Regions from separate parts of the Homo sapiens genome. Here all the other regions are linked to region 1. The links are chromatin loops, found by intact Hi-C in ENCODE. Cell type or tissue: chondrocyte. All regions are shown on one strand.

Evidence for each region. Hi-C counts contacts between places; a loop is a spot of excess contacts. Peaks named below come from ENCODE experiments on the same cell type or tissue, not always from the same donor. Only the 100,000 strongest peaks of a DNase experiment are listed, where the experiment ranks them.
Region 2: a loop joins it to region 1, with 6 times the contacts of the local background. A loop is called at or near these places in 15 of 110 quality-filtered maps.
Region 3: it touches region 1 in a loop (7-fold over the local background); 26 of 110 quality-filtered maps call a loop at or near these places.
Region 4: a loop joins it to region 1, with 4 times the contacts of the local background. A loop is called at or near these places in 57 of 110 quality-filtered maps.
Region 5: it touches region 1 in a loop (5-fold over the local background); 15 of 110 quality-filtered maps call a loop at or near these places.

What each region holds. Positions count from the first base shown.
Region 1 is chr7:101,362,075-101,367,074 of GRCh38, reverse strand. COL26A1 (collagen type XXVI alpha 1 chain) reads right to left here and starts at 4,200. Exons shown (of 13, transcript NM_001278563.3): 1 at 3,885-4,200. The coding sequence starts at 4,042. RefSeq lists a silencer at 2,827-3,066. In chondrocyte, a CTCF peak has its summit at 2,995 (motif pointing left); DNase peaks (open chromatin) are centred at 3,154 and 4,006.
Region 2 is chr7:102,270,006-102,275,005 of GRCh38, reverse strand. It overlaps a transcript of CUX1 not described here. Among named protein-coding and RNA genes, the nearest start is that of SH2B2, 14 kb to the left of the region's middle. RefSeq lists an enhancer at 39-872. In chondrocyte, CTCF peaks have their summits at 2,372 and 2,586 (motif pointing right); no DNase peak of the experiment used is centred here.
Region 3 is chr7:101,504,899-101,509,898 of GRCh38, reverse strand. The region is part of intron 3 of COL26A1 (collagen type XXVI alpha 1 chain); the gene reads right to left. Among named protein-coding and RNA genes, the nearest start is that of LINC01007, 62 kb to the left of the region's middle. RefSeq lists a silencer at 2,320-2,439 and enhancers at 1,852-2,611, 4,930-5,000. In chondrocyte, CTCF peaks have their summits at 1,697 and 1,922 (motif pointing right); no DNase peak of the experiment used is centred here.
Region 4 is chr7:101,537,042-101,542,041 of GRCh38, reverse strand. It overlaps COL26A1 (collagen type XXVI alpha 1 chain), which reads right to left. Exons shown (of 13, transcript NM_001278563.3): 5 at 1,993-2,149. Among named protein-coding and RNA genes, the nearest start is that of LINC01007, 29 kb to the left of the region's middle. In chondrocyte, CTCF peaks have their summits at 2,845 and 3,062 (motif pointing right); DNase peaks (open chromatin) are centred at 2,161 and 3,321.
Region 5 is chr7:101,438,308-101,443,307 of GRCh38, reverse strand. All of the region lies in intron 2 of COL26A1 (collagen type XXVI alpha 1 chain), which reads right to left. Among named protein-coding and RNA genes, the nearest start is that of COL26A1, 78 kb to the right of the region's middle. RefSeq lists an enhancer at 3,843-4,802. In chondrocyte, CTCF peaks have their summits at 2,535 and 2,735 (motif pointing right); no DNase peak of the experiment used is centred here.

The sequences.
Region 1 (5,000 bases):
TTAATTACACCACTGGGAAGCAATTAGTCAAAACTAGTACGTGGACATTGCAGATCAAGTTAACTACACCACTGGGAAGGAAATAGCTAAATCTAGTACGTGGACATCGCAGAGAACAACTGGTCTTCAACAAGTCAACAGCGTGGAGGAAAAAGTACTCTCTCAAAGGGGGAAGACTTTCCTACACTAAAAGGGAGAGAAAAGACAGAATAACCAATAAGCAGACTTATTTAGATCCTGATTTGAACAAACTAACAATTAAAAACTGCTTTTTGGCCAGGCACAGTGGCTCACACCTGTAATTCCAACACTTCGGGAGGCCAAAGCTGAAGGATTACTTGAAGCCAGGAGTTCAAGACCACCCTGGGCAACATAGCAGGACCCCACCTCTATGAAAAATTTAAAAGTTAGCCAGCCATGGTGGCCCATGCCTATGGTCCCAACTACTTAGGAGGCTGAGGTGGGAGGATTGCTTGAACCCAGGAGGTCGAGGCTGCAGTGAGCTATGATTGCACCATTACGCTCCTGCCTGGGTGACAGAGCAAGACCCTGTCTTTAAAAAAAAAAAAAAAAAAAAAAAAAAAAAAAAAAAAAAAAAAATCAGACGTTAACAAGGAGCAGTAACAATGAAATTAAAGCACTCTTTGTCAAGAAACAGCCCTGTCATCATTGCCTGTCAACTGAAGCCAAGCCCCGGTAAACACACTACTGAAGGCCAAGGCTGCAAGGACCACTGCTGTCCCCAAGCCTTCAGCTTCTGGACATCTTGGATCTCAAGGACAAGGGACACTTGTGATAGATAGCTCATGAGACACAGAAACATGTGACGCCCAAGCCAGCTCCAGCCTGTAACTCACCCAGGCAACAACCAGGTGCCTGCAATGCCCACGCTGGGCTTTCTGGGCAAAGAGACTCAGTCACACTCTGGAATATCAATGTGCCCCAAGCCTCCCCAACACCTTCTGGTATCCTTTTTAGGAATCCATTGCCCACAGATTCATCCACATCCTCCCTAAACCTAATTATATCCTCTCCCTGTTCTTATCCTGGTGGAAAGAGTTCTGGAAGATTCCACACTTGTTTGAGCCTCTTTTTGTTTGTGCTAAAATGATCCCTTCCAAGTTTCTGCAGATGTCCCCAAGTTCCAACCCACCAAATGCCAGAATGAGGTCCCCATTCGCTCCCGCTCTTCATGGTCCTCACCTCTTGCTTTTTTGCAGGCGTATTTCAGGCTGCAAACACCTTTTTTTTTTTCCTTCCCACACCTTTTAATTACAAAAGTATTACATGAATATACGCTCCTTGCAAAACATCCATTCAATCCCCGTACCGGCCAGTAGGTTCTCTTAGGGACCAAGCACAGTGGCTCATGCCTGTGATCCCAGCACTTCGGGAGGCTGAGGCAGGCAGATCATTTGAGGCCAGGAGTTTGAGACCAGCCTGGCCAACGTTACATTTTTTATTGGCCAACAATACAAAAATTAGCCAGGCGCAGTGGTGGGCACCTGTAATCCCAGCTACTTGGGAGGCTGAGGCAGGAGAATCACTTGAACTTGGGAGGCAGAGGTTGCAGTAAGCCAAGATTGCACCATTGCACTCCAGCCTGGGAGACAGAGCGAGACTCTGTCTCAAAAAAAACACAGAAACCAGAAAAACATTCAGACAAGCCACAAGCAGACAGAGGGAAAATGGGACAGTCCCCTGGCCCAGCCCTAGACTTCTTCATAACATTAACTGCTGAAATGGTTTCCTAGAAACTTTTTTCAGGCATTTATCTACCTAGATGTAGATCTGATTTTCCTTTTCATAAATGAAATCGTGCTGTATATATTATTCTGTAACTTGAAAAGCTTGTTTTTTAGACAATCCTCATATGGAACTGTGCAGAGGCCACACTAGCGTGGGTGTTTGGAGAATGCTCCTCATAGAAGCCCCGGGTAAGTATTTCCAAACAAAATGAGAGAAATAGGATTGCATACAAACTTTTCCAGAGGCACTTTTATGCTTTTCTGGGTCCCGCCCTATTCAGCCATGACTGTATATTTCTTCCCAGCATGAAACATCCCTGTCTCCTTGTTATTAAGGAATTAGCCAGAAATCATCTTGGAGTCCTCTGATTTGGTAAATATCAAGGAGAAAAAAAGAACTAGGAGCTGTCTTTTAGCTTTGATAGGCAGAGCAGTATGCTAGAAAACACCAGATCTGGGCCTGGCGTGGTGGCTCACGCCTGTAATCCCAGCATTTTGGGAGGCCGAGGCAGGAGGATCTCTTGAGGCCAGAAGTTTGAGACCAGCATGTGTAACACAGTGAGATCCCACCTCTACAAAAAATCAAAAAATTAGCCAGTCATGATGGTGTACACCTGTGATCTCAGCTACACAGGAGGCCAAGGTCGGGGGATCACTTGAGCCTGGGAGATCAGGTTTGCAGTGAGCTATGATCGCACCACTGCATTCCAGCCTGGGGAGCAAGCAAGACCCTATATTAAAAAAAAAAAAAAAAGAAAGAAAGCACAAGAGGTCAGTCCTGAGTGGCTCCTAGGCCTAGCAAATCCTGAGCCTCTGTTTCTTCAGCTAAAGGAAAGATACTACTCTAATGTTTTAACCCTAGGGTTGTTAAGGATCAAAAGAAATGGAGATTGGGAGGCCAAGGCGGGAGGATCGCTTGAGCCCAGGAGTTTGCGACAAGCCTGGGCAACAGAGTTGAGATTCTGCCTCTGCAAAAAAAAAAAATTAAAATATAAAAAAGAGACGGAGGGAACAGACACAGGTAGTGCATTCCAGAGCGCTGTCATAGCTGTGTAGGTTGTAGTTATCACTAAATGAGAAAAGCTAAATTCAAGCGAGTTATGCAAACGAGGCGTTTGGCAACTTTTACTTGCATGCTTATGGTTTTCTGGGGAAATTCAAATGCGGGCTCCGGAGCCGCAGCCCTGAGCGTCCCGGGGGTGGCCATGGCGCCACCTGCCGGCCGAGAGGAAGGAGACGCCTGGCGGGTCCCGGCGCCCGGGCCCGGTGACCCTGCGCCCTCTCCAACCCCGCCACGGAGCCACCCGATCCCAGCCGGTTCCACGTCCCGGGGTGGCTGGGGAGTCGCAGCCGAGGATCCTCCGCGGCCTCAGCCCCAAAGACTGGGCGGGAATGACCCCTCTGGTGTCCTGGGGCCGCTGATAGGAGAGGGGTGCCCGGGACGCGAGGCCTTGGCCACCCGAGAACCTGCTCCGCGACACAAAGCCGCAGCCGCGCAGGTGAGCGGCAGAGCCACGTGAGCGGCCGAACGCCCCGGGCAGAGCCCCAGCCCCAGCCACGGCGGTCGGAACCACCTCTACTCGGAGCCCGGAACGAGGGGGCGAAGGTTGGGGAAGCGAAGAAAGGAAGGGACAGGGTGGGCGCGGCCAGAGACCACCGCAGCCCCGGAGCCGGACCCGAACCTTCAGCCCCCGCAACCCCGCAGCCCCGCAGCCCCGCGGCCCCAACCCCCAGCCTCCTCCATCGCTCGTTCCAGCTGCCCCGTCTGCAGCCCCCAACCCCCGCCGCCCCGCGCCCCAGCCCCCAATCGCCCTGCACCCAAGGCCCTTCGGTCTTTCCCCCCGTGACCCCAACCCCCAGCCACCGCCATTTCGTCCCAGTTGCCCCGTGTCCCCTGCCCCTGGCATCCGCCACCCCGCGCCCCCAGGCCCGAATCGCCCCGCACCCCAACCCCCTCCAGCTCTCGTTCCAGCTGCCCGGTGTCTGCAGCCCCCAGTCCCCGCTGCCCTGCGCCCCCAAGTCCCGGATCGCCCCGCTCTCCAGCCCCCAAGCCTCGCTCCAGCCACCCAGTGGCCAGGGCCCCCGCTGTCCGCTCCCTCCCCCCACCCCCCGGCCCCTCGGCCCCGAGCTACTCACCGGCGGCTCGCGTAGCCGCTGCCAGGGGAGCCGGCGCCGGGCTCGGGGTAGCCGTGCTGCTGCAGAGCTGCGGCCGAGAAGGGATAGAGGAAGCCGGTGGCCAGCGCCGACCCGCAGAGGCAGCAACACGCCCAGGGCAGGAGCAGGGCCAGCTTCATCGTGCGCAGCAGCCCGCGGGGACCCGGAGTCCCGGGCACGAGGACCGGCAGGAGCGCACCGGCGCCCGGACCGAACCCGCGGCACCGGCCGGGAGCACAGCGAGAGGAGCGGGGCGAGCGGTCGGAGCCCGGGTGCGAGCTGGAAATGTGTGGGGGGCGCCCACGCCTCTCCGGGGCCGCCTTTTCAAATTCGGCGAGGTGGGCTCTAAGCCGTCAAAGGGGGCGTGGGGCTTTTTTGTTAACCCTCGGCGGTCCGGGGCCGAGGAGGCGGCAGTGGCGGCAGAGCTAGGGTGCGAGCTCCGCAGGAGGTCCCTGGAGCCTAACACCCCGAAAGCCAGACCTCGCGCCCAGGCCCCCGCTACACACCTTAGAACCTTTGAAACCAAACCTTCTTCGGGTCCGCGAATGCTTTCGGAGCGCCCATTCTGTGTCTGCCAATTTCACCTGGACGATGTTGGTGAATCCTCGCCACACTGCCCTCGATGGTCCCATTCAGAAGTGGAAACTGAGGCTGGAGAAAGTTAAGCCAGACAAATGCGAGTCTTCCGATCCTTGTGCAGGGCTCTTTGGATCAAAGCGCTGCGTTCCCGTGAGAAACTGACCAGAGCTTCCCAGGATTCTCCTCCTTCCCCTTTAACCTCCAGCCCCCACCTGCCCCGCTGTCTCTTCCAGGTAAGAAGCTTTGGGAGGGGCGGAAGGGTCAGTTGGGGTGAGAAGTTGTAGCTAGATTGGGAGGCCGAGGTGGGCGGATCACCTGAGGTCAGGAGTTCGAGACCAGCCTGGCCAACATGGTGAAACCTCGTCTCTACTAAAAATACAAAAATTAGCCTAGTGTGGTGGCAGGTGCCTGTAATCTCAACTACAGGCTGGGCTGAGGCAAGCCAATCACTTGAACTCAGGAGGCGGAGGGTGCAGTGAGCCAATATCAGGCCACTGGCCTCCAGCCTGGATGACAAGG
Region 2 (5,000 bases), 910 kb before region 1:
CCAGCACCCCCGTCTGCGCTGTCAGAGGGCCAGGCCCAGAACTCCCCTCCCAGTCACTCTGTCCTTGAATCTGAGACCCTTGCAGCTGTCAGACTAGGCCTATATCCCCTGGGGAAGCAAAGGGGCAGGAGGGGAACTGGGGAGGCATGGGCACACCCCCAGTATCCCAGTCCAGCAGCCTCAGTTTCTGTCCTCAATACCCAAGGAGGCTGCCTTCCCCTCACTGCACGGACCTCCGGCTGCACTTTGGCAGTGAGGCCTGGCTGACCACCACTCACCAGCCTTTCACAGGCCACCGGCAGGGCTGAAGGGTCAGGGCCCCAAGGTGGGGGGTGTCAGTCTAAGATCCAGAAAGGCAGGTTGAGGGCTCATTCACCTTTTTGTTTTTTAGAGACAGGGTCTCGGTCTGTCGCCCAGGCTGGAGTGCAGTGGCACCATCATAGCTCACTGCAGCCTCCAATTCCTGGGCTCAGGCGATCCTCCCACCTCGGCCTCCAAAGTAGCCGGGACTATAGGTGTGCGCCACCACACCTAGCCTTACCCGACCCTTTGAAGGTTGCTGCTGCATTGCAGGCGTGGGGGCCTGACCTTCTTAGAGGAAGGGACTACTCTTTGGGGATCTGTGTTCTCAGGCGGTATCACCTGTCTCCTCTTCCCTCCTCCTCCCTCCTCCCATGGGTCAGGCCTCTCCTTACCGTAGAATAGGGCAGTGGCCTCTTTGATGGGCTCTGGGATCTTCTCCAGGCGGTGCTCAGCGGCACCCTGCAGGTGACAGGAAGCGATGAGGAGGTGCCTCCGCACAATGGGCACGGAATATTCCCTTTCAGCATGGCCAAGGCAAATGGCAGGGTGGGTGTGGCAAGGAGTGGGTGGGGCCATCCGGGGTGCAGGCTGGCTGCAGGAGGGCCCGGACCTGGACACGTGACATGAGCTACCAAAGAAGAGATGGCTGGGCCCTGAGTCACTCCTGAGGCCAGAGTTCAGCAGCAGTGCAGCTCTCCTCGCAGCCACTCAGCTTTGACATGCATCAGACACCTGGGCCTCCCTGGCCCTGCAACCAGCCTGCCACGTGACCTGGGACAGCCCAGACTTCTCTCCCGGAGTCCCACTGTGGACTCTACAGAATGGGAGGTGGGCGAGGAGATGCTCTCCCTGGGCTGTTTATGTCCCAGCCTGCTGTGATCTCTGGGCTCCAGGTCCTTTAGCTGGGAGATGGGTGCATGGTCCTGGCCTTGCCTCTGCCTCTGCTCTCAGGGCAGTGCCTGGAAAGACGGGCCTCTGTGCTACCGCTAGGAAGCCCTGTGGCCTCTGCCCCATGGCCTGTCACCCCAAATCGGAGGCAGGGTGGTATTCATGGAGTAAGCAGGGAGAACCCAATGGTTTTAGGTGACAGCCCTTCTGGGTTGTCACCAGCTGCCTGATACACAGGCTAATCTGGGAAGTCAGTGTTTGCAGAGGCTAAGTCAGTTGGGCAGGTATCGAGATGGGCATGGGGCAGGGGGGTGGGCTCACCTCGGCATCGGGCCGCTGGATGGACTGAATGATGCTCAGGTCCTGCTCCAGGCGGGCGATCAGCTCTCTCTGCTCAGTGGCTGTGGCCACAGCCTCAGTGATACGGACTTGCAGCTCCGCACAGCGTCCTGTGGCCAAAGGAAGACATGGCCGTCAGAGGGAGCCTGGTGGGACCCTTGGTGCCCTCCCCTGGTTCTGCCTCTCCAACCCACGGTCTGGAAGCAGGGCTGCCTGGATGCTGTGAGAGTGCTGGCTATTCCCTCCCAACTCACCACTGCCTAGAAGACCCCATTAGACCTAGGGCCTCCTCCAGGAAGCCCTCCCTGACTGTCAGAGGCACTCCTGGCCCCAAGCACTCTCTGGATTGATGAAATCCCCTGGGTAGGAGAAGGAGCTCAGGTCAGGGATTAGGAGAAACCGGTGCAATGTGGCTCTGCCCACGGCTGTTTGGGGGGCCCTGGCCAGCCCCTTTCCCTCTCTGGGCCTCACTTTGCTTGTCAGGCAGGGGCAAGGAGGCTCAGGTTGCTTCCTAGCTGATGTTCTGGGATAATGTCCAGTGGGAAGCCTGGGGGTAGGAGAGGCAGAGAAAGCCGCGGGGGTGCAGTGGGGCGCGTAGGGGTGCCACCTCTGGGCTGACAACAGAGGTGCTTGGTCCCGCCCCCAACAGAGGCTCCAGCTGCAGTGGTTGGGGTGGCGTGGTCCCCAAGGAGTCCCCCGACCCACAGCCCTGTCTGTCTCTCCCTCCTCCAGGTGCCAGGGTCATCTTTATAACAAAGCATCCAAACTGTGACTTTCCTGCCCTGCAGGAGGGTGAGAGATGTCGGGGAAGGGACCCAGACCCAAGCACGCATTGCCAGGCAGGACTTCAGTGACCCAGGAGCCAGGCAGCCCTGAGGGTGAGGTTTGGCCCTGTTTCTGGTTGACTGTGCGGCTCAGGGCCACTGGATCCCCCTTTCTGGTCCCAAATGGTGACATGTAACATGGTAACAATAAACCTTGTTTAGGGTGAGCTGTTGGGGCCGCAGAGAGGGAGACTGAGGCCTGAGACCCAGGACGCTGTCCTTTGGGGTAGGCTGCACAGCCGCCAGGGGGCACTGTGGCCTCAGAAATGCACAAAGGCTGCAGGCTGTGGGCAGTGCCAGGGAAATGGTATGTGCGGCCTCCTCCGTGGACTCATCCCTGACTGCGCGGCCTGCTGACCGGCTGTCATACCTGCCCTGGCTGGGCTTAGTGTCCTGGGCCAGGATGGGGCAGCCCAGCCTCACCCCCACATGCTCCTGGGTTCCCACTGCACACCAAGTCCTTATAGATGAGTCAGAAAAGACGATTCACATTTTACAGTCAAAGAACGGAGGCTTCCCGACCTGGGACCAAACCCAAGGCATCCACCCCCAGCTCTGTCTAAGCCCTTGCTCACACCAGAGTCTCGCCTCGTTCAGGCCCCGAATGGATTTATTTTATTTTATTTTATTGAGACAGAGTCTCACTCAGTCACCCAGGCTGGAGTGCAGTGGCTCCATCTCGGCTCACTGCAACCTCCGCCTCCAAGGTTCAAGCAATTTTCCTGCCTCAACCTCCTGAGTAGCTGGGATTACAGGCGCCTGCCACCGTGCCCAGTTAATTTTTGTATTTTTAGTAGAGACGGGGTTTAGCAATGTTGTCCAGGTTGGTCTCAACCTCAAGTGATCTGTCCGCCTCAACCTCCCAATGTGCTGGGATTACAGGCGTGAGCCACCGCACTGGGCCCCTAAATGGATTTCTTCCTTCAGACATTCACTGAGCCCCTGGGTCCCTGGCAGGAAGGTGGTATCTGCGGAAGTGAGGAGGGGATGAGGGAAGAGGCAGGACCTGAAGGCAGGACCCGGCCTTGGAGGGAGGACTGTCGGGGGCAGGGTTGGGGCTGGCCCTGGGCCACCTGCAGGGACTTTAAGGAGACCCCAAAGGGGAGAGGTCCAGAGAGACGATAAATACCATGCCCTCCTGGCCTGAGTACAGAGTCCTTGGGTCCTGGCCTGTGGGATGGGATGGCAGAGCCGGCCACACATGCTTAGGATGGGAGGTGGACAGCGGTTGTGAGATGTAGGGAGAGGAAACCACCAGAAAGCTAATGGGGCCTTGGGTCACATTAATAGAGGTGAAGGTCCTGGACCAAGGGAGGGGATGCTTCAGTTTGGCCACAAACAGGAGCACATCCAAGAACCGTGCTGGGACCATGGGGACAGACTCCTGGGATAAAAAGAGGGCGTTAAGCTCCAACAAGGCTCAGGGAAGCCACATTCCACCTCAGGGATGAGGGCCTGGGGGACAGAGAGACAGGGCTGAGATGGAGAACCTTTGCAGAGGTGACTTTTGCCTGGCCAGAGTGAGCCCTTTTCCCTGGAGGTGTGCGCCTGGCAAGAGGGGTGGATAAAAAGCTGCTGAGATGATTCCTTGCACTGCCTGTTTTATCTGCCCCCAGTCTGTGACCACCCCAGTGTGGTCTTGGTCAGGTCCCTGGGGTGGCAGCAACTTGCAGCTCCCAGCACCATCCGTGGGCACCAGGGAGATGATGGGGTGCGTGGGCCTGGTCCCCGTGCACTTGTTCCTGTGTCTGCTACTGCAGGGGTGGGCACACAGTCCTGCCGTGTATGTAGGTGACATTCTGTGCAGGTGTGAGCATCCTGGCTGCAAACCCTCTATCCTAGGCTGCCCCGGTTCCCAGCTGGTGGCCCGCTATCCTGGAAAAGGCCCATGTGTTAAGCTGGCCTGGAGGCCTGGCCATTGGCGCTGCTGCAGATGCTCTGGGCACTGGGTTAGCTCCTGAGGGGATCTGAGGGTGCAGGGCTGAGTGGTTGGGGGAGGCCATCCCTGAAGAGGTGGCTTGGGGTGATAGGAGCACAGGCCAGTTGCACGGGCAGCAGAATTGGGGGATGGCTGCTGGTGAGGCAGAGAGAACAGGCTGGGTAAGACAGGGCAGCAGAGGCTGGCAGACGGTGAGACTGGAGGGAAGGCTGTGGGTAGAGGGGGGTGGACAGAGAACTGGAGGCTGCAGGGGACAGGATCTGGACACTGTCCCAGAGCCCAGCTGGATCCCAGCAGCAACCAGAGCTGTGCTTTGAAACTGTCACTCCACGCTGGGAGGAAGCGAAGGCCAGGAGACTGGCTGTGCGGGCTTCCACCAGAGAGGGGCCTCAGTTAGATGTACTTAGAGAAGGACAGGGCCTCACCGGCCACGGGAGGGTCCCCTATCCCCCACCGGCTGCCTCACCCTGCCTTCTCTGCTGGAGGCTGGAACACGCAGGTGGGGAAGCTGGGGTGACATCTCTGGTGGCCACTTGATGTCAAGTCCAGAACCGGGCTTGCATTCTGGCCCTGCCTTTTATGAATTTCACGATCTTCGGCAAGTTCTTCAACCTCTGGAGTACAGGGCTCTGGGGCGAGGACACAGAAGGAGCTGGAGAGAGAGCTGTGGACCCCATCGCTGTACAGAACCCAGGTGGGGAGGCCCG
Region 3 (5,000 bases), 140 kb before region 1:
AAAATTAGCCGTGCGTGGTGGTGCACACCTGTAGTCCCAGCTACTCAGGAGACTGAGGCAGAAGAAGCACTTGAACCTGGGAGGCAGGAGTTGCAGTGATCCAAGCTCGCACCACTGCACTCCAGCCTAGGTGACAGAGTGAGGCCCCGTCAAAAAAAAAATAAAAGAGCCCCCAGTGCTGAAAGAGGCCAGGAAGCCAAACCCTGAGCTGCTGGGGGCCTCAACTCACCCGTGTTGGCCGGGCCTAGACCATTCTGGGGGTGGGAATGAACCCTGCCCTGTACCTCTGCAGCCCCACTCTTCATCTGGCAGCAAGAACCAGTGATCCCTGGCCAGACTGGCATCCCATTAGTGAGTTTACCAGCCTTAGTGAGATGCCATTGCTCTAGGTGCAAGGAGGAGGGAGGGAATCAGAGGCTGTTTTCTGTTCTTCTTTTCTTTTTTCTTTTTTTTGAGACAGGGTCTCAGTCTGTAGCCTGAGCTGGAGTACAGTGGCACGATCTCAGCTTACTGCAACCCCCGCCTCCCAGGTTCAAGCTATTCTCCTGCCTCAGCCTCCTGAGCAGCTGGGATTACAGGCGCCTGCTACCACGTCTGGTTAACTTTTGTATTTTTAGTAGAGAAGTGGGTTTCATCATGTTGGCCGGGCTGGTCTCAAACTCCTGACCTCAAATCATCCGCCCACCTCGGCCTCCCAAAGTGCTGGGATTACAGACACGAACCACCATGCCCAGCCTCCTGGTTGTCTTAAAGAGCTGGCACCTCTTCCTCCCCCATCTCTGGCTCCCTCTTTTGCTATGCGACGCATCAGCTCCCCCTTCACCTTCTGCCACTAGTAAACGCTTCCTGAGGCCTCACCAGAAGCTGAGCAAATGCTGGTGCCAGGCTTGCAGAACTGTGAGCCAAGTAAACCTCACTCAGACTAGAGTGCAGTGGTACGATCATAGCTCACTGCAGCTTCGACCTCCTGGGCTCAAAGGATCCTCCCGCCTCAGCCTCCTGGCTGAGTAGCTGGAACAAACCTCTTTTCTGTATACATTACCCAGCCTCAAGTATTCCTTTATAGCAACACAAAACGAACTAATACAGGTGGGAAGGTAAAGACCTGAATTTGAAAAGTGACCACTTCCACATGTGAAATGACACCCAGCAAAGATTAGGGGTCTCTCCTCCTTCATCTGAGCTGAAAGACCTTACGGTCAGGTTTCGTGAGTGATGGGAGAATCCTCTGAGGGTTCCTGTAAATAAGATTCTCTGTGCCCGGGCATGCTTTAGGAGAGAGGGGCCAATGTTTCATCTGTTTATCAAGGAGGGGTGGGAAGGGAGGGTTGTTGGTTCATGCCACCCTAAATGTTAAGACCATCATCTTTTTTTTTTTTTTGACAGGGTTTTATCTCTGTTGTTCAGTCTGGAGTACAGTGGTGTGATCATGACTCACTGCAGCCTCAAACTCCTGGGCTCAAGCGATCCTCCCACCTCAGCCTCCTGAGGAGCTGGGACTACAGGTGTGCACCACGCCTGGATGATTTTTCTATTTTTTGTAGAGATGGGGTCTCGCTGTGTTGCCCAAGCTGGTCTTGAACTCCTGGCCTCAAGCAATCCTCCCTCCTAGGCTTCCAAAACTGTTCGGATTATAGGCATGGGCCACCGCGCCTGGCCAGGTTAAGGAATTTTGTAACAGTTACATGACGGAGCTGGGATTCTGTCTCCAAAGTCCACATTCTCCACCTCCATGCTCCAGTGTGTTTGGAGAGCCTCAAACAGCTTGTGATCAGTGGAAGAGAAGATGTGAGCAGGCACAAGGAGTGGAAGACATGAGGCTGGAGGGCCATCAGGCTCTTGAAAGCCAGGAGGCTGTGGGATTCAGGATGCTGTGTTTGCACAACCCTAGAGGGCGCCATCATATCATGGTCCTCATAATTTTATATATATTACGGCAGTTTTCCAGCAGATGGCAGTCACGTGCCTTGAGGAAGGGGCGCTTTTTCCTTAATCTGCACAAAGAAACCACAGGGACCAGCGGCGGTGCTATTTGGCTGATATCCAGGTGGGGTGGAAAGTCCAGAAGGGTCTCAAACAGGGAAGGGGAATGTTTAGATTTCTGCTTGCTCTTGGTGGGGAGAGACCGGAGGTTGCTGAGACAGTTCTGATAGGTGGGTGAGATCTAAGGTAAGAAAATGGGCCACTTTGTGGTGGCTCACGCCAGTAATCCCAACCTTTGGGAAGTGGAGGAGGGAGGATCACTTAATCCCGGGAGTTGGAGACCAGCCTGAGCAACACGGAGAAACCCCATCTCTATTACAAACACTAAAAATTAGGCATGGTGGCGTGTGCCTGTGGTCCCAGCTACTCAGGATGGGGAAGTGGGAGGATCACCTGAGGCGGGGAGGTGGAGGTTGCAGTGAACTGTGATCACACCACTGCACTCCAGCCAGGGCAACAGGGTAAGATTCTGTCTCCTGCTCCCCCCACCCAACAAAAAACAAAGCCAGGAGGGGCAGAAAAGAGGAGATGGATTAGAGAGGGCTGTAGAGACAGAAGAATCCACGGGATGTTGGGGATCCCTTGCAACAGGGTCACAAGGAGAGAGTTGAGGCTTTGAGGTTTCTGATTTCAACGGCAGATTGGCTAGACGGAGTAGTGTTTTTCACTGAGCAAGGAGAATTAGAAGTGGTTCTAGGCAAAGCCGGGCGCGGTGGCTCACATCTGTAATCCCAGTACTTTGGGAGGCCGAGGCAGGCGGATCACTTGAGGCCAGGCGTTTGAGACCAGCCTGGCCAACGTGGTGAAACTCTGTCTCTGCTAAAAATACGAAAATTAGCCAGGCGTGGTGGTACACACCTGTAGTCCCAGCTACTCGGGAGGCTGAGGCCAGAGAATCGCTTGAACCCGGGAGGCGGAGGTTGCGGTGAGCCGAGATCACATCACCACACTCCAGCCTGGGCAATAGAGTGAGGGGGAAAAAAAAAAGGAGTGGTTCTAGGGAGTGGGGAGGAGTTGCTTTTGGATGTGTGCAGGGAGGAGAAGGCTGCAGACAGCACACCTAAGAGGGAAGTTGGAGAGGGATTGGACAGAAAGGTATGAATCTCAGCTTGTGACCAATCCATGCAAAATAACAGCACTCTGGCTGGAAATCCCCGGATGGTCCAAACCATCTTGCAGAGCTGTTATGAGAAATGCACTCTCCTTAGGGACCGTGGTGCCCACTGACTAATCAGAAGGAGCAAATACAGTCAGGGAATCTCTTCTGCAGTTAGGAACACGGAGGCTAGGTAAAAGGAGAAAAGGGATCCAGTGTCCCAGAGCTCAGGGCTGGTACCCGGGATCTCCAGTTTCTAGACCAGCCCTGCAGCTCACCCCTGGTCTCGGGGCCCCTCTCAGCTCCCTGGAGCCAGAGCCACTGTCCCAGGGGGTGGGCTGGGTAGGTCTAATCTGGACCCGTTTGGTTTCTGCTAAGAGGCCCCCACCAGCTCTTTCATTGGCAGCCAAAACATGCTCCTTTCCAAGGCAAAAACAAAATAAAATAAAGCATGTTACAAAGTGACTCTCTCTTCTCCGATTCATTTTAATGTGCTTTTCAGCGTTGGTTTATTGTGAGCAGCTCTGTGTGCAGAAAACATGTGCTTGCAATATGCCAGTGACAGTAGGGATTCCAGGGGGCCTCCTGGCCGCCCCAAACAACCGGGACAGTCAGGAAGTTAAAGGCATGTCTTTGATGATCAGGTAATTGGTGACTCTCAAATATTTGTCCCAAAGGCTCTGAATGGGTGTGATTTCACCCAGAGTCCATTCCCTCCACTGACCCCATTCGGGCAGAGGGAAAGGACAGAAGGAGAATTCAAGGGCTGTGGTGTGAGGATGGGTTCTAGCTTAGAGTGTGGCTTCTCCTGTCCTAGGGTCCTCGAAGGTGTAACGAGCTGGGAGGGACCAGGAGACTCAGGGTCTAGTCTGTAATACCACTGTGTCATCTTAGGCAAGTGTCTGTCCATCTCTGGGCTGTTGGGCCTCAGTTTCCCCGTCTTATAAGAGAAGGCAGCTGTGATGGTTAATACTGAGTGTCAACTTGATTGGATTGAAGGATGCAAAGTATTGATCCTGGGTGTGTCTGTGAGGGTGTTGCCAAAGGAGATTAACATTTGAGTCAGTGGACTGGGAAAGGCAGACCCCACCCCCCTCAATCTGGGTGGGCACCATCTAATCAGCTGCCGGTGTGGCCAAAACACAAAGCACGCAGAAGAATGTGAAAAGACTAGACTGGCCTAGGCTTCCAGCCTATATCCTTCTCCCATGCTGGATGCTTCCTGCCCTCGAACATCGGACTACCAGTTCTTCAGCTTTGGAACTCGGACTGGCTTCCTTGCTCCTCAGCTTGCAGACGGCCTATTGTGGGACCTCGTGATCCTGTGAGTTAATACTCCTTAACAAACTCCTCTTTCCATCCAAAAAAAAAAGTATACACACATACTCATGTACACACAAAAACAAAGTAAATTCACAGTCATGCACACACATGGAGTGGTCATACTCATGCACACACCTAGGCACACACATGCACCCATGCACACACAGAGTGCCCACACACCCATCACACTCATGCATACACACAACACACTCATACACATTCATGCACACTCACAGTCATGCACACACACAACACACATACACACTTCTGCACAATCACAGAGAGTGCTCACATACACGGGCACACCCACCCAACATGGATCTACACACGTGCACACCCAGACCCACGTGCATTCATCCACACACATAACTTTTTTTTTTCACCCAGGCTGAGTGCAATAGCGCCATCTCTGCTCACTGGTTCAAGCCATCCTCCTCCCTCAGCCTCTGGAATAGCTGGGATTACAGGCGTTCGCCACCATACCCGGCTAATTTTTTGTATTTTTAGTAGAGATGGGGTCTCACCATATTGGTCAGGCTGGTCTGGAACTCCTGACCTCAAGGGATCTGCCCGCCTCAGCCTCCCAAAGTTGGGATTA
Region 4 (5,000 bases), 170 kb before region 1:
TGAGCCGAGATCACGACACTGCACTCCAGCCTGAGTGATAGAGTGAGACTCCATGTCAAAAAAAAAAATTATATCTGTATTTGAAATATTTTCATATCTGATATGAAAATATTTAATAACTGGCACAGTGCAGATCCTGACCACTCATGGTAGACCTCAGCCTTCAACCCCTGGATTCAGCCTTATAGACAGGTGTTGTTTGCTAAATGTCCTCCAGGATAAAGCCCCACCTCAGTGTCTGGCAACCAGGAGGGCTTCATCGATTGCAACTATGATTATTACAATTGTGATTAAAGCAAAGGTAATTACAGCCCCAGGTGGCAGAGCCCAGACCAGTAGGTAGAATCTGCAGAGGGAAAATTCTTCCCCTTAACTTTAAAATGTGGCCAGGGCCAAGCATGGTGGCTCACACCTGTAAATCCCAGCACTTTGGGAAGCCGAGGCATGAGGATTGCTTAAGGCCAGGAGTTTGAGACCAGCCTGGCAACGCAGTGAGACCTCGTCTCTACTAAAAATTAAAAAAAAAAAAAAAAGCCAAGTGTGGTGGTGTGCACTCGTAGTCCCAACTACTTGGGAGGCTGAGGCAGGAGGATCACCTGAGCCTCGGAGATGAAGGCTGCAGTGAACTATGATCATACTACTGTGCTCCAGCCTCAGTGACAGAGCAATACATTGTCTCAAAATAAAATAATAAAATAAAATAAAATTGTAAAAGTGTGGCAGGAAGGCAGGGGGGCAGATGTCCTCCAATTCCAGCCAGAGAGTTCAGAGAGCAAACCCCAGAAAGAGGTGGGAAGCAGTAAGTTCCTGCTCCCTGGCCAGGCAGAATGCTGCAAAATTGAACCCAGCAAGGCTGGGCTGGGGGCCATAAGTGCAGAAGCCAAGGAGCAGGGCAGATACTGAAGACAGTAGCTGAGCTGTAAGACAATAGGGAATGGTGGGGACTGCGGCAAACTGCACAGCCTGGACTGGACCTACAGTGGCAACCCAGTAGCTGGTTGTTTCCATGAGGGACTGCCAGCCCTGATGGCCAATTTTCTCATTTTTATTTTTATAATTTTTTGTAGAGACAGGGTCTCACTATGTTGCCCAGGCTGGTCTTGAGCTCCTGGCTTCATGCAATCCTCCCACCTCAGCCTTCCAAAGTGCTGGGATTATAGGTGTGAGCCACTGCACCTGCCCAAGATCATCTATTTTTTTGAGACAGGGTTTCACCCCGTCTTCCAGGCTGGATTGCAGTGGCATGATCTTGGCTCACTACAGCCTCCACCTCCCCAGCTCAAGCAATTCTCATGCCTCAGCCTTAGGAGTAGCTGGGATTAATCATGCTGGGCTAATTTTTGTATTTTCAGTAGAAATGGGGGTTTTACCATGTTGCCCAGGTTGGTCTCGAACTCCTGACCTCAAATGATCCACCTGCCTTGACCTTCCAAAGTGCTAGGATTACAAGCATGAGTGAGCCACTATGCTCGGCCAGATGGTCTACTTTTTTTTTTTTTTTTTTAGACGGAATTTTGCTCTTGTCCCCCAGGCTGGAGTGCAGTGGCGTGATCTCGGCTCACTGCAACCTCCGCCTTCCGGGTTCAAGCGATTCTCCTGCCTCAGCCTCCTGAGTAGCTGGGATTACAGGCACCTGCCTCCACGCCTGGCTAATTTTTGTATTTTTAGTAGAGACAGGGTTTCACCATGTTGGCCAGGCTGGTCTCGAACTCCTGACCTCAAATGATCCACCCTTCTCGGCCTCCCAAAGTGTTGGGATTACAGGCATGAGCCACTGCACCTGACCAGATCGTCTACTTCTTAAGAGAAACTAGAAATCCTGGCTTTTAGGTGAAATACCCATTTTCAACTGTTAGCTTAATTTTTCAAAATGCCACATGGCATGTTGGAACTAGAGTGTCTAGTGTGTGGCCTCTCTAGGGAGGCCCTGGGAGGCCATGCCCAAGGTCCCTTCGGCTGCCCCAGCCTGTCCTCTCTGCAGCCCTCACTCACCGGCTGGGCCCGTGGGCCTTCTCTGTCGTGGCACAGGGTGAGCAAGAGGGATGGCGTCGGGGAGGAAGTCCTCATTCCAGGTCGGCGGAGTGCTCTCGGGGGCTGGCAGGTCGTTGTCCGGGCTGGAGGGCCGTTCTGCTGCTTCTAGCAGGAGGACCTGGGCCAAAGGAGATAGAGAGTCAGGTCCCAGTTGGGCCTGACACATAGGGACATGCGTGACACACAGGGACATGCATGTGCACCCCATGAGACCTGCAGCTGTCCACGCTGTGTGTGCCCCGTCACGCTCCTTAGTGGGAGAACCTCACTCGTGGCCCAGGTTCCCTCCATCCCAGCCCTCTCCTCCTTCTGACATCAGGAAAGTCTTTCTGGACCCTCAGGTTCAAGGAGTGCCCTTCAGACACCGTCAAAGTCCCTGTGCTGGCTGGGAGTGGTGGCTCATGCCTGTAATCCCAGCACTTTAAGAGGCTGAGGCTGGAGGATCACTTGAGGCCAGGAGTTTGAGACCAGCCTGGGCAACACAGTGAGACCCCCATCTCTACAAAAAATAAAGAAAATTAGCCAGGCGTGGTGGCACACGCCTGCAGTCCCAGTTACTCAGGAGGCTGAGCCCAGGAGTTCAAGGCTACAGTGAGTTATGATTGTGCCACTGCGCTCCAGCCTGGGTGACAGATCGAGACCACATCTACAAAAAGAGAGAGAGAGAAAAAAAAAGCACACACACATACGCACACACACACACACACACACACACATACACACACACACACAGACAGAAAAGGAAGGGAAGAAAGGGAGGGAGGAGAGTGAAAGGGTGGGTATAAATAGGCCCCTTGTGGCACATGACCTTTAGAAGACTTTCCAGAAAAACAAAAGTGGCCACGATTGCTTGGGACCAGCCTGCAATGCGGCCCCATCTGTCCCTCCTTGAGGGAGGCAGGAGTCAAAGGTGGCTGAGACCCAGATCCCGGGACCGGGAGACTTTCTCCTTCCTTTAAACAACTTGAGAGCCAGGACTCAGAGGCCCCGTGAGTCTCTGCTGCCCCCGAAGAGGCCAGCAGGGGGCGCTGTGTGCCAGAAATAGGCTCAGGGTGGGTGGAGATCCCTGCTGGGAACTTGGGTGGGTCCTGGGGCCGAGGGGCGTGAAGGACCTGCTGGGCTGAGCTGAGAGTCCATGGTGCACAGGCAGATGGTCTGCCTGAGTAGCTCCCTCACCAGTTCTGCAGTGCCCCTGGGCCTGGGGGACAGTCCTGGGATCCCTGGGGACAAAGTGGCCTGCTCTGGGCTCCTCCCCAGCAGGGGTGTCTCCAGGGTGCACTTAGCGGCTGCTCAGGGCTCTGACCCTGCACCCAGGGTTCTGGCTGGGCCCCCTGGGCTCAGGCCCTGCTGTGGGCTGCAGAACGGGCTCCCCCTCCACCCCTCTATGGGACACAGTCCTCCGATGGCCTGGATGCCTGGCCCAGGGCCCCTTAACCCCCCAGAGCCAATTCTTTCAGCCCCTCCCCTTTCTGGTCCTTAGAAGGGTCCATGAAACTGGGAGGGTCACTGCGGCGACATCACAAATGAGGTGGAGACAGAGGCTCAGAGACTGCAAGTGACTTGCCTGAGATCACCCAGCAAATGGGCGGTGAGGCCGGGGCCCCTAGTGGTGCCTCATCCACCAAACCACAGTTTATCCTCCCAACAGTTCTGTCTCAACCCCGGCTGAGCTTCGTGGAGGCACAGAGAGCGGGGACAGCTGGCTCAGATCACACGGCAGTGAAGGGTGGACCCCGTTCTCCTGAATCTCCAGGAGGAGAGAAGGGTTCCGATTCCTGCCCCAGCCACTGGCACCCCTGAAGAAGCTGACGGGCCACAGCCAAGTTTAGGGGCTCTGGAGAGGAGCAAGAAGACGGTGGCTGTCAGGTCACGTGATGGAAGGGGCCTGGGATGGCCAGCGCAGGGGATTTGGAGGAGCGTCAGGCCCTGGTGCTCCTGGGGCTGGGGGCAGGAGGTGGGGTGAAGGTTGGAGTGTGTCTCCCCTTTCAGGCCTGGCTGCTGGGAATAGTAGAAATGCCCCCAGTCGAACAAGGGCACGGGAGAGGGGCAGGCTTGGGAGTGAAGGTGATAAGTTGGCGGGGGTGGGTTGCAGTATCCCAAGGGGAACTCAGATGGCCATATTTAACAGGGGGTGGTCCCAAGGGCTGGGAAGTGGAGGTAGAGGACCATGAGAGGAGGCAGGGATGGTGTGGGGAGGCTAGGGTGGAGGAGGAGGGAGCAGGGTGAAGCCTGGAGAGATCTGGGGAGGGGTCCCGCCTTGGCCTCCTACAGGCAACCTCTAGTGTTCCCCATTCTGGGCAAAGCTCTGGCTTCCCCCGAAGTGACCTGCCAGCCAGTACAAAAGGCCTAGCTCTCTCCTTCATGGGGCACCTCCCACTGGGACACCCCTGCCCACAGAGCCTGCAGACCTGGGCAGAGGAGCCCTGGTTGGAATCTGCCCCTGCCAGCGTCTCAGCCCTCCTGGCCTGGCTGTGTCTGACCTGGAGAAACTGATCCCATTTCTGTCCAGGCATGAGCTCACCCGGGTGGGCAGCCATGGGCGTGGGGCCAAGAAAACCAGGCCACGGCCTTCGGGGGCAGTGGCCCTGATGATGTCATTGTGGCCTGGCAGACTAGCCGGGACACTGCCCTCTGCACCAGAGACTGCTGGGACTCTGAGGCTTCTGTGACTCTTGTGTACTGTTTGTGGTCCATGAGGTCAGAGAGTAAAGCCCGGGGCAGGAGAGGGGAGGGCAAGCAGGAATCTTCCCCGGTACCCTGCTGGCCTTCTGCCTGCCAGCCTGTCCCAGGAATAGAGGGTGGCAGAAATCCTGGACCAGCTTCTAGGTCTGCACCAGTGGGAGAGCAGATGGAGCAGACTCTGTGGGTTGCCTGGCCCCCAATGCCCCTTCTTCTCTTGCCCCAGAACTCCCTCTTGTGACTCTGTACATGTGACCCAGGAAAGGAATCAGGACCAGCCTGAGCCAGGC
Region 5 (5,000 bases), 76 kb before region 1:
GTAGCGTGGTTGTGTGCAGCTGGGACAGGAGGTAGGAGATGACCAGGAGAGGTGCCCACAGCTGTGAGCTGGAGAGCAAAGCCCCCAGCTTTTGGGAGCAACTGGGCAATCCAGTGCAGGATGGGGGGTTGGAAAGAGGTGGCAGAGCCTTAGTTCCAAGGTCACCCCTCCTTACAGCAAGTGACTCTGGTATGCGATGATGAGTACAAATACACGATTTTCACAATAAACACACACTCACATACATGCACACACATTCACATACCCATGTGAGGACACACGTGCCCTCACACACTCTCACACCTTCACACGCTTGCACAAACTTACTTGCAAGCTCTCACAAACTAACACATACGCACACCCTCACACAGTCACACACTCATTTGCTCTCTCACACTCGTGTGCACACTCGTGCTTGCACACTCGCACAAACACACTCGTGCACACTTCCACACACGCACTCACACAAACACGTGCTCAGCACCCTCAGACTCACTCATGCACACTCACAGTCACACACTTGTACGCAATTATGTACACACACATGCACCTATTCACACGCTTGGATAAACACACACTCAGCCTCACACTAACACACTAAACACGCTCACATACCTGAGGACTAACCTCTGACCGTTTTCTTCTCTTGCCCAGATTCCTATCTAAGGAGCCTGGGGAGTCACGCCTTTCAAACCACAAAGCCTCATCACACAGGTTCTATTTTAACCCTATATGATGTGGCTGGCTTTCCAACCAGGCTCTAGCATAACATCGCATGGCAGATAAGGAAGGAAATCAAAATATTTCAACCCCAAATATGTTTCTATGCCATATCTTTTGTTCTGTTTTTAGACAGAGTCTGCTGCAGCAGGGGAATTCCTTGAACCCGGGAGGCGGAGGTTGCAGTGAGCCGAGATCGTGCCACTGCACTCCAATCTGGGTGACAGAGCAAGACTCTGTCTCAAAAAAAAAAAAAAAGAAAGACCTAGAAAAACAGAAAGGGCTCACAACCCTCTTGCTGCCGCAGATCTGCCAGCCGAAAGCAGGCCCAGCTTGGACAGAGGAGAGCTTTTGTTTAGATTAAAAATGGCAGTTTTAAAATTAATTCCTGAAATGGTCTTCCGACTACGAGAGACCAGAAAAACTACAGAGTCCACCCAGGGCCCGGGGCAGGCGCAAGGGCCAAGCTGCTGTTGTTTGCACCCTGCTGAGCACAGCTGATGCCAAAAAATCAGGTCCCTCCCTTAACCTCTGCACGATGGGATCAATGGAGCCCTGGGCTCAGGAGTGCAAGCCTGGCATTTGGGCTCTGTCCCTAATTCACTATACAACATTGCACAGGTACCTAAACCTCTCTGAGCCTGTTTCCTGGTCTGTATGATGAGGATACCAGGGAGACCAGGATGCCTGGTGTAAGGCTGTGAGTGCAGGAGGGGTGCATGGATGCTGGGTTTGCAAAATACAGACCTGACCTCATTCCTCCCAACCCACACCCTTCGGCCGTCCCCACTGTCATCAGGAGAGAGTCCGGGCTGCTGAGCCAAATGTGCTGGCCCTCCTCCACCTCACACAGACACCTCTGGCCCTCACCCACCAGGCGGGAGCCCTCCAGATGCACCAGACACTCTCACTTCAATCCACACTTGGAATGATGAAGATGGTCATGAGAACAATAAAAGTAGGTATGATAGGCCGGGCACGGTGGCTCACGCCTGTAATCCCAACACTTTGGGAGGCTGAGGCAGGTGGATCATTTGAGGCCAGGAGTTCGAGACCAGCCTGGCCAACATGGTGAAACCCCATCTCTACTAAAAACACACACACAAAAAATAGCCGGGCATGGTGGTGGGCGCCTGTAATCCCAGCTACTCAGGAGGCTGAGGCACAAGAATCGCTTAAACCTGGGAGACACAGATAGAAGTGAGCTGAGATTGCACCACTGCACTCCAGTCTGGGTGACAGAGGGAGACTCTGTCTTAAAAAATATATAAATATAATAGTAGCTTCAATTGCAGACTCACAGTGTACTGAGTGGTTTACATAAGCTGACTGAGAACAACAGAGGCCATTATTCCCAGTTTACAGACAAGGAAACTGAGGCACAAAGAGGTTAAGCAACTTTGTCAAGGTGGTGGAACTGGGATCTGAACCCAGGCAGAATTGGTTCCAGAGCCCAGTAATACTAATTTGTGTTCGTTCAGTACAGGCAAAGGTTTTCCCTCTCATCTACACACAGGGACTGATCTCGGGCCCCTGATTCAGAAACTGAGCTCATCCCTCTGGAGATGCTCTTTTCTTTTTTCTTTTTCTTTCTTTCTTTTTTTTTTTTTTTGAGACGGAGTCTCTCTCTGTCGCCAGGCTGGAGTGCAGTGGCGCAATCGTGGCTCACTGCAACTTCTGTGTCCCGGGTTCAAGCAATTCTCCTGCCTCAGCCTCCCAAGTAGCTGCAATTACAGGAGTAATTTTGTATTTTTAACCTAATTTTAGCTAATTTTGGTATTTTTTGTAGAGACAGGGTTTCACCATGTCGGCCAGGCTGGCCTCGAACTCCTGACCTCAGGTGATCTGCCTGTCTTGGCCTCCCAAAGTGCTGGGATTACAGGCATGAGCCACCGCTCCTGGCCACAGTCTTTCTTGGCCCCTCATTCTGAATTCCATGGGCTTGGCCCATGCCACTCTGGAACCTGATGGCTGCCAAGTCCAGGCGTGGGGCACACCAGTAGGTGGCACTGTGTCACCATCCCAACCGGCCAAGACTCAGCTTGGTAGCCCCCCTGAGTCTCACCTGAATGCCCAAGACAGGTTCCACATTTGTGGCCCATTTCCCCAGTCTTGGAAAAAAACCCGAGGGAGGCTGGCCTCCTGTCCCCATGAAGAATTGCCAGCCCCTGCCGCTAGGGTCCAGTTGGGCAAACTTTCTTTTTTTGTTGTTTTTTTGTTTTGAGACAGAGTCTCGCTCTGTTGCCCCGGCTGGAGTGTAGTGACGCGATCTCAGCTCCCTGCAGCCTTCACCTCCCGGGTTCAAGCGATTCTCCTGCCTCAGCCTCCTGAGTAGCTGGGATTACAGGCGCACACCACCACACCTGGCTAATTTTTGTATTTTCAGTAGAAATGGGGTTTCACCATGTTGGCCAGGTTGGTCTTGAACTCCTGACCTCAGGTGATCTGCCCACTTTGACCTCCCAAAGTGCTGGGATTACAGGCGTGAGCCACTGCCCCTGGCCTAGGCAAACTTTCTAAAATGCAGATCCAGTTTAGGGACTGCCCTCCCTCAAAAACAGGGTGTACATATTTTATTTAACCTCTGTCAGCCTTAAGGCCGCACTCAGTTGAGGACACCAGGCTCCAAGAGGGAACTCATCTTCCTCAAGGCTCCCTGCAGAGTCCCCAGCCACATGGTAGTGTCAACTTTGCTGCTTGGTGGGAACATTAAGGGCCAATAACAAGGTCCCGGCCAGGTGCCACACAGCTCTGGAGCGGGGTGTTGTCCCTCCTACCCCTAAGACTTTAACAACTCTTAGATTTTGGAGGCAAAAACAAGATTGGCCTCTGATGCCTGGATTCTCCCCAAGGTGGAGCAGCCCCATCCATCCATGACTTCCAGTGGTCACCAAGTCCACTCTATGGCCCACGGGCTCTGCCTGCTTTGATCTGGTGTCCTCCCTGGCCTCGCAGGTGACTTTGTTTTCCAGCCACACTGGTCTTCTCACAAATCTCCAGCACACCAGTTTCCTTACCTCTTTTTTTTTTTTTTCAGACGGAGTCTCACCCTGTCGCCCAGGCTGGAGTGCAGTGGCACAATCTCGGCTCACTGCAACCTCCGCCTCCTGGGTTCAAGTGATTCTCCTGCCTGAGCCTCTCGAGTAGCTGGGATTACAGGTGCGCACCACCACTCCTGGCTAATTTTTGTATTTTTAGTAGAGACGGGGTTTCACCCTATTGCCCTCTGAGGGGCTGGTCTTTCTTGTCTCTCTCTCTTTCTGTCTCTCTCTAGGTCACCTCCTCCAGGAAGCCTTTCTAAGGTCTCCCACCACATCTGCCCAGCACCCAGGAGGTACATATCACTATCAATCGACTGACTAGGGATCTGGCTCTCCTGGGTCTGTTGGCACCCCTTCAGGATGCAGAGCTGAGGCTTTTCCTGGGTATTACATTCAGCCTGGTGTGGGTCCAAACAAACCCCAAGGTGGGGTGGTCCTCCTAGAGTCTGTCTGCCAAAACCACCAGACTCCAGGAATGAGCTGAAGGTGGGCGAGCCCCTCACTGGTCCCTGGAAAATGTTCTACATGCCCATTTTAAGGATGGCAAAATCAGCTCAGGAAAGAAAGGGGGCTGGGCGCTGTGGCTCACGCCTGTAATCCCAGCAATTTGGGAGGCCCAGACGGGTGGATCGTCTTGGAGTTCGAGACCAGCCTGACAAACATGGTGAAACCCCATCTCTACTAAAAATCTCTACTAAAAATACAAAAATTAGCCAGGCGTGGTTGTGCACGCCTGTGATCCCAGCTACTTGGGAGGCTGAGGCAGGAGAATTGCTTGAACCCGAGAGGCGGAAGTTACAGTGAGCTGAGATCACACCACTGCACTCCAGCCTGGACCGCAAGATTGAGACTGTCTAAAAAAAATACAAAAAGAAAAGAAAGGGGAACTTAAGGGGGCTGTAGCCACTGAATGCCTGCGTACTCGGCCCACTCACACCTGAGAGTATTACTGTCCCATTTTATGGATGAAAACACTGAGTCCACCAGAGACTGTGCGGCAGGTAGGTGCAGAGCTGGACTTGGTCCACACCAACAGAAAGTGGAGGAGCCAGCCCTGAACCTTCACCCCACCCTTGACTGCATATACCCCATCTTTCCACATATACCCCATCTGCCTCCCTCCCTCTCTGGTTCTCCCAAGTGATGCTTTTTTGTTGTTTGTTTTTACTGTTGTTTATTTTTTTTTGAGACGGAGTCTCGCTCTGTTGCCCAGGCTGGAGTGCAATGGCACAATCTCGG